2 separate regions of the Homo sapiens genome follow, and region 1 is linked to region 2. Evidence: read pairs that join two places in POLR2A ChIA-PET (ENCODE). Cell type or tissue: Panc1. All regions are shown on one strand. Links, peaks and the distances in the headings refer to the core of each region. The heading gives the core; the rest is flanking DNA.

What was found. Peaks named below come from ENCODE experiments on the same cell type or tissue, not always from the same donor. Only the 100,000 strongest peaks of a DNase experiment are listed, where the experiment ranks them.
Region 1: POLR2A ChIA-PET joins it to region 2 with 13 read pairs; 2 of 35 experiments call an interaction of 5 or more read pairs at or near these places.

The regions. Positions count from the first base shown.
Region 1 is chr7:27,452,718-27,457,117 of GRCh38, forward strand. It overlaps the pseudogene EIF4HP1. Among named protein-coding and RNA genes, the nearest start is that of TSL, 160 kb to the right of the region's middle. RefSeq lists a silencer at 1-11 and an enhancer at 1,153-1,447. In Panc1, for the core only: no CTCF peak of the experiment used is centred there; no DNase peak of the experiment used is centred there.
Region 2 is chr7:28,059,620-28,064,019 of GRCh38, forward strand. All of the region lies in intron 1 of JAZF1 (JAZF zinc finger 1), which reads right to left. It overlaps LOC105375208 (a long non-coding RNA gene), which reads left to right. Exons shown (of 4, transcript XR_001744910.3): 4 at 2,302-2,595. Among named protein-coding and RNA genes, the nearest start is that of JAZF1-AS1, 120 kb to the right of the region's middle. In Panc1, for the core only: CTCF peaks have their summits at 2,699 (motif pointing right) and 2,927; a DNase peak (open chromatin) is centred at 2,692; H3K27ac peaks cover 3,595 bases.

The DNA of each region.
Region 1 (4,400 bases), core at 88-4,087, 610 kb before region 2:
TGAAAGGTGTGTTAACATGAATCATTATCGTCATCATCATTGCTCTTTTAAAAATTTCATCTTTCAGGACTGATAGATGATTCCTACTTTTATAGGAGCTGCATTTTAAAAATGTTTTGGGTTTTTATTTTTGTATTTGTGAGTCTAGATTTACAGAGAAATGTATTTATGGAAAAATGTGTTAAATCTCCAGCTATTAGTTTTGCAGGTATGTCAGATGAAGTACTCAACTTGATGGGTGAAAAATGGAATTTCTATTTCAGCCTCTCATTTACTGTGCCTTACTGTGATGGGACAGGGCACAGCAGGGTCTGGTTAGAAATCAATTTTCTTGAAGTTCTAGCCCTCCGTACAAAATAATATAAATCACCAATCCTGTTGCAGAAAGTTTCAAATTTCACTTTGAATGGTCACAAATTTGAAAATGAAGAGAAGAGGGACTGCTAGACTGGAGAGGCTGCTAAAGAGAGGATGGTGACCAGCTGTTGACAGTGTCACTGAAGATGGGGCCTGGCTTAACTGAATCAGGAAGGGTGAGGGTTTATATCCCTGAAAGGAGTTGCAATGAAACATGCAAGTCCCTCATCTCAAGGAAAGCACGGAATGAACCTTATTCTTGTCTCTATTCCTTTGAGTTGTAACATCACAGATATTCTGTGCACAAAGATTCTTATTTTAAGAGTAGTCTAGCTGGGTGTAGTGGCTCACGCCTGTAATCCCAGCACTTTGGGAAGCCGAGGTGGGTGGATCACCTGAGGTCAGGAGTTCAAGACCAGCCTGGCCAATGTGGTGAAACCCCATCTCTACTAAAAATACAAAAATTAGCCAGGCGTTGTGGCACATGCCTGTAATGCCAGCTACTCAGGAGGCTGAGGCAGGAGAATCACTTGAACCCAGGAGGCGGAGGTTGCAGTGAGCCGAGATCACGCCATTGCACTCCAGCCTGGGTGACAGAGTGAGACTCTGTGTCAAAAAAAAAAAAAAAAGTAGTCCAGAGGGTTTCAAAGCTCTTGTAGCTGTGGCATACTTTGTTCAAGGAACCTTTAACATGAAACCTCAAAGAGAAAACAAAAGCCCCAGGATCCTCTCAGGCCTCCTCTCCTTCTCCAGCCCTCCACAGGGGCCCTCCCAGCCTGTTGTCACTGCTCTATTCTTGTGGAATGAAGATCCACAAGGTGAGGCCATTGTTAGACTCCCAAAACCTTCAGTGAGCTTCATGAAGCAGATGGGATCTGAACCAGGACTCTGTCGTGGGGGATGAGGGGGGACAACTTCGGTCACATCAAGAAGAAAGGAATGAAACACAGGGAATGAGGTTGCTACAAAGTCACTGGAGGGGCCGGAGGAATGAGTCATGGGGTCGCTAGGCTAGATGATTGGCTTCAAGGTCACACCACAGCAGCTATGATGACGAAGTCAGGAAACTACCAGACACTGAACTGCCTCCACTCTGGCTGCTGCCACAGTCACCCTATACCCAAGAAATTGTTAGAGACCAGCTGCTGCCAATAGTGCTTGCTCGTCAGGCAGCACTGCTGCAGGAAGATGGCCTCTGCTTCTCTCTTTCTAATCTTTATGCAAGGGCATATCTCACTGCAGAATCTAAATCACGTCCAGAACCATAGTCTAGGAGTCTGAGAGTCTAGCTGTCAGCCTTCCAGCTCCATGAGAGGAGACAGAACTAGGCGGATCTCAGTGGATCTGGCACAGAACAACTGGGGAAGAGGCAATGCTTGTGAAGAGCCTGAGCGAAAGTGGTGTCAAAGTAAACTGGAGGTAAATTCTGGAAGTGGAGAGCTTTAGTCCTGCTGTGAATCAACAAAAAACACCAGCAGCCTTCAATGGATAAGTGGAAGGCAAAGAATCTCCTTCCATAGAAAAGTTAAATAATGAGGCCAGGTACGGTGGCTCACACCTGTAATCCTAGCACTTTGGGAGGCCAAAATGGGAAGATCACTTGAGGCCATGAGTTCGAGACTAGCCTGGGAAACATAGCAAAACCTTGTTTCTACACTGAGAAAAATATTACCAGGCATAGTGGCAGGCACCTGTAATCTCAGCTACTTGAGAGGTTGAGGCAGGAAGATTCCTTGAGCCAGGAGTTTGAGGCTGCAGTGAGCTATGATCACGCCACTGCACTCCAGCCTGGGCGATGGAGCAAGACCGTGTCTCAAAAAAAAAAAAAAAAAAAAAAAAGGAAAGAAAAGAAAAATTAAAGAATAGCTCAAGCCATCATTTTTAGGATCATTTAAGATGAAGTCTTTGATTTCTTTCCTATTTTTGTAACATAAGAAACTTATGTTCATTGTAAAAATACTAGAAAATGCATTCACTCAAAAAGAAAAATAAAAACCACCCATAATCCCACCATCCAGGGATAATCACAGTATTGGTGACTCTCTTTCCTTCCAGATATTCCAGGGTTATTTTACTATGATATCATTGTTTTAAACTTTTTAAAAATTATGAACAATGTCATCCAGTGGCATTATCAATATTAACAGCCACATTGTTGACAGCATTCTGTTATAGAGCTGTCTCATACTTTAATAAAATATTTGAAGTCCCCATTTTGTTGGAAATGCTAATATGTTAGATTAACAGTGATGGAATGGATAGAAAAGGCAATATTGCAGAGGAGGTTTGAATTGGGAGGTGCTTAAAGCTAAAGTATTAATGACATGGGAGGATGCAGGAAAACTCACAATCCGTTGAAGCTAGAAGGAACTTAGAGGTCATCCTCGTCCACTTTCCTCATTGAAGGGATGAGGGTAACTGCAGCCACATCACACTCTCTTTATCCCAACCTCTCCAGTCCTCATTCTTCGTATTTCTTTATTCTGTCCTCAGCCATGTGTGTGATTCTTATTAAAACTCCAATCTAAACAGCAACTCACAGAAAATATGACTTAAAGAATAAGAACAACAAAAAATCCAAGTTGTCATAATTCCATTCCATTCATTCCTTTCACCTAGCATTTATTGAGAGACCATTCTGTGGCTGATACAGTGTTATGAAGGAGGGGTTTAAAAATCCAACACAGAGCCTAGCACGGTGGCTCACGCCTGTAATCCCAGCACGTTGGGAGGCTGAGGCAGGCGGATCACAAGGTCAGGAGATCAAGATCATCCTGGCTAACATGGTGAAACTCCGTCTCTACTAAAAAAAAAATACAAAAAATTAACTGGGCATGGTCCGGGCACCTGTGGTCCCAGCTACTCGGGAGGCTGAGGCAGGAGAATGGCGTGAATCCGGAGGTGGAGCTTGCAGTGAGCCGAGATTGCACCACTGCACTCCAGCCTGGGCGACAGAGCAAGACTCCGTTTCAAAAAAAAAAAAAAAAGAAAAAATCCAACACAGATCCAACCCTCCACACACTCACTATCTTACAAAGGAGATGAGAAGAAGTCTTTCAGTCACATTGAGGCACATGCTTTTCCTATATGTGGGAATGGCCCTGGGACCCAGACAATTTCTTCCACAATTTTTTCCTTCTTGGGTTTTGGTTGTAAAAAAGCAGGAAAGTGAGAAAGGAGGGTGTATGTGGTTTTATGTCTTCCAGTACAAGAACATTTAAGACATGATCTCTAATATTTTTCTTGTCTAGACATCCCCATCTTTTTATTTTTTTATTTTTATTTTTTATTTTTTTTAAATATTACGTAAGGTTTTCTTTTATTTAAAAGATCATTCACAAAATACCATATCCATAGATTTACTTTCTGTCATATAGCTGAATGTGTTAAGTGTTTGGAATTCCATTCTTACATTTAAAAGTCAACTGGATTGCCCAGCAGTTTAGATGCATGTGTTTTGTTCTTTATCTTATCCACATTGAAGATGTAAGTAGGTCATCTGAAAGCCTCGGGTTTGATTACACCACATAATGCATGTCTTTCTGAAGTTAAGTGTTGGTGTTACACAAATGGTTCTTATCTCAGAAGCAGAGAAGCTGACAGGTGGAAGGAAGGAGAGAGAGTTCTGTGGATTGCTGAGGCCTTGTAACAAGACACAGTAGGAAAAGCCCAGGATGACGGCTGGTGACCAAATACTAAGCACATTCCGCTGGGTGCCCCAGGCCACCCTGGCCCTGCCATCACCTGGCGAGGGCCTCTTTCCCAGGCTCCTGCTGCCGGCCGCCCCCAAACTGCTCCCCATAGGACAGACTGGGACTTGGGTACTGAAGGATTTTTCATCTGTTCACACGCAGGCGTTCAAGCTCAAAAGCCTAACCCCTAGCACTCCCACGTAAGTGCTGAACCCTGCACATGGGAACAATCCAGTGTGTCCCCAAGATGTGGCCGCAGACCTAGGCAGCTGCAGTCCTCTACTGCTATCTGAAGGTTCCTGACAGCTCTGCACAGTACAATTTATCAAAGGAAATGAGTAAAGTGCCAGA
Region 2 (4,400 bases), core at 258-4,257:
TCTTACCTTCTTCTCAAAGTACGTATTTTAGAACCTCCTTTCATGAAAATATGTTGCTCCTCTTTCCCTGGTCTGAAAATTGCTTTATTTATCCTCATTTTTGAAAGACAGATTTGGCTGAGCAAACAATTACAGGCTAATTTTCTCTCTGTATTCTGAAGACATTGTCCCACTATTTTCTGCCCTGCCATCACTATAGTTAGTTGAACCGCTCCTTTGAAAGCTACATGTCTTTTCTCTGTGACTGCTTAAGGGTTTTCTCTTTGTCATGGTGCTCTGCTATTTTACTATGCCATATCTAGGCATACGGATCTCTTTTAAACATTTAGTCGTGTTTAATGTGTTGGTATCTTTAATCACTTCTGGAAAATTCACTCTTCTCCTTGTCTTTTAGCCCCCTTCCATATTTTTCATCTTTTGTGTCTACTACATTCTAAATATTTTATTCAATTTTATCTCCTAGCTTATTAATTCTTTATTTGATTCTATCTAATCTGTCATTGATTGCCTATCAAGCTTTTAATTTAAATTTCTATATTTTAGTTAATAAGTTGTATCTGCTTTTCAAATTTTCTTTGTTATTTCAATACTCTTGCTCCTTAGACATATTTTCAATCTTCTCTTCCATTTTTGTAAACATAGTAAACTTACTTATTTTATGTATTATGTCTGATAAATTCAGTACCTGAAGTCTTTGCAGGTTGATTCTGCTGACTCTTGTTCATAATGATTTATTTTTTGTGTGTGTTTTGAGATTTTTGAATGGGAGCTAATGTATTTTAGGAATTCTGTAACGATTCTTTATGGTCAAATAAAGAATTCCTTCACAAAGAATCTGCATTTGCTTCTGCTAGCTGACAAGAGCAACTACCAACCTGGTACCATTTTAATTAGATTCTAAGCTGAATGTTTTTCTGACCATTCAGCTAGTGTGAATTTCAGCTGTAAATCCACAAGCTGTTCTGTGGTTACAGATTTTCTGAGGAGATTTATTTTTTGCTCCTCCACATAGCTCTAAGGTTCAAGACAGAAAATTTTCCTTGGAGGAGTCTCAGGTTTTTTTCTAGCTTGCCATTACCAAGAGAATATAGCTTAGAGGTACCAGTTCCATGGTGGGAGGAGCCTTTGCTAATTATACAGTTCAACTTGGGTGGGCCTAGAGTTTTCCTTCTGTGGCTCTGGAGGTTGTAAAAACCTAAGAGCAAGTTCAGGGTGAAAGTCCAGAGCCTCCAGAGCTCTCTCTGGGTTTCCAAATTTCACTTGGTATTTAGCATCTGAGCATTTCTTCCTGTCTTGTCACATTGGCAGTACAATTGAAAAAAATCTCTTCCACTGATCCTGCAGGCAGTATGATTTACAATGGTTCAGAATGAGAGCTTTGAAACTAGTGCCTGGGTTCAAATTTCTGCACAGCACTGATTAGCCAGGCAGCCTTGGGAAGTTATTTAAACTCTGCTTTAATATTCCTACTTCTAAAATGGGAACAAGAATAGTACTTGCCTCATACATGGGTTTTTGTAAGGATCAAATGAGTTAGTGCAGTAAAGCACTTAGAATACGGCTGGCCATAGCCAGCATTCAAAAGAAAACAAGGCATTATTATTACTATTACTATTAGATTGTGGTACCATGATGAGACCTTACAATGCAGATGCTGCTTTCTACTCCTTAACATTCTCTCTTGTATGATCACGTTATAAAATCAAGCTCTGCAAAATGTAATTTTATATAAACATTTCTGCCAGTGCACTCATTTTTATGAAACCTCTGTTTAAGAAAGTACACAAAACACATAAATATATGCATAACAATGAATGGCAGACACACTCCGCTGAACACTCCTATTTAACTGCTCTTACCATTTAGGACCAAGAGGGAGTACAATGAAAGTAAAAAGCATTAATCAAAATAACCCAAAGAATAATTTTAATGATGCCTAATGGAGGGATTCAGCTGTTGCCATCAAGTGTAAAGGTGAGCATGTTAATAGCAAAAAGAAATGGCTTTGTTAAACGTGATTATCCCTTGCTCTTACTAAGCCTTATGAGATAGAGCTACACAAATAAGAGCCAGGAGAGTTTTCAGGCCCAGAATGGCCGTATTTACAATGGTGAAAACCCAGTATATTACAAATAATGTAAAAAGACATACACCATGCATACAATCTGAAAGAGCTGGCTTTAGTAAGACAAGTGGGTATTTCTTGATTTTAATATGTGAACATTTTTAAAGTATCAAAATCAATCTTATTATCATGAACACATTTTGCCCAGCCATGAAAATCTTTATTTTTATATTTAGGTTTGATGAATGAACAGCCATACAGAAATGTGATTGGACACAAAGGATCTGGCCTAACGGTGAAGGACGGAGTGGGGAAACCCAGCAAAACCACAGAATTTTTTACTGAGTACTTCAGTTACAAGGTAGAGCGTGAACCCTGCAAGAGAAATGAGCTCCTATTGATTTGTTTATAAATTATCACAACAAAACAAAATGCCCCTGGCTAAACTGGGATCTGGGATTTGGGGTTGTGCCAACCGTCAGGTCATCACTGTTCAACTCCAAATACACCCCTTAATAGCTGCTCTGTGATAATGGACTGGACTCGAAGCATTTCTTCCTTACTCAAAGCCTAAGATTGAGTGAGCTCAATATTAGTTAGTTAGAGTGACCTCAGTGTTAGGCCTTGTCAGTAGAGGGCGCCGCAGGGACACTGTAATGGCTCCAGAGTACTGTGTTTTGACGTTTTCTTGCTGCTGCTTCACTGTCCTTCAGCGGTGCATGTATATAGGGACATCTCTGCTCCAGTCTTGTGTGCAGAGCATGCAGTCCCTTAGTGACTACGCAGCCCTGTCCTGAGGCTGAGTAACCACCTTTCCACAGGCCTCCCACACAGACCCTGCATGCTGCATGCAGGCCTTGTGCCCACCGTGATACTCCAAGTGCCCACCGTGATACTCCAACTCTCCACCAGCCTCAGGTTGCCTGTGCCCCAAAGCCAGCAAACTTCTGTGACATCACAGGGAGCGACATCCACATCCTCTCCAAAGCAGTCTGAACCCAGCCTTGGGGAGTGGCTTCCGAGTGTGTCCTTCCTTGCGTATTTTTCTTCAGCCTTAGGGCACTTATTGAGTTTTCTTTACATCTTTATAGTTACTCTCCTATCTTAGTTTAGTAATTCCTTACACTAAACTTCCTGTTTAAATTCCTTTGTGGTTTTTGTCTCCTCGTTTGACCCAGACTGACACTGTTTAATTCTCATTTCTGAATTCATATAGTCATCTACTCTTTCCTCATCATACACCACTTACTCTATCCATTAAAAATATGCCATCTTTTCATGTATATGTCAGCTGAAATGTTGGCCAACTACATGTTTTGAAAAACTTTGAATGATGCAAGAAAACATCTAAGCTTATTTTATTCTTTGCTTATATCATATGAAAAAATTCCAAGCTCAGCACCTTGCCTACCCAAGGATTTAAAGTCAAATTAATTATTTCTTCCTCTTTTCACACTCTGTTCTTTCTCTCTTCCACAGAAAAGGGCTGGACTTTTGTTTATAATTTAAAAATAACAAATAATTTCACAATGCCTTATTCTAAAACATTTTAACAAGAATTTGCAGATCCTAATTACTTCCAGAATAACATTTGAAACTAAGGTATTAAAAAGTGCGTTTAAAAATATAGATCATTTATTCATCTTTCCTTTAGTACCCAGTATTGGACAGACTGTAGACTAGGTACTGTGATATAAAAAGATGAATGAGGCATCCTCACTTCTGCGAACTGCAATAGAACCAGAATATAGGTGAAAAAAGAGAAGGAAAGGCAGGGAGACTTCATAGCAAAATATAACAAAAAATTTCCTCCAAAAAAATCACTCTTGTAATAATGACCAACATTATTAAACACTTCTTAAGTGTATAACCCATATAATTCAGTGGAAAAAAGAATCAAATATCTTTAAGAATAGTTTCATATCACATCTATTTGAACGTGGGCTCTTAATTGTAAAAGCTAAATTAAATCAAAATCTAAAACAAAACTACACTAAAATAGAACAGAAAGAAAAGAATGATATGTATTATTTGTAGTATATTCCCGTGTTTCTTGGTAATAGAAACAAGCAAATATCTGGGATTACAAAAATTTTTAGGACATCTAATTCACCAGCATGCAAATAACTTGACATTTTACAACTATATTTATAGTACCATTTGAGGTTGCCTGAATAAATAGTTTCCAATCTATATGCATCTCTTTGACATGTGAGAGAGGGCTCAAGAAATGCCACAGTGTGAAAGTTACCAAAATGGAATTTTAAATGTAATGAGTTGCATATCATATTGAAGCAGAGTTTCAACATGACTGCAATAAATGCTCCATTTTTTC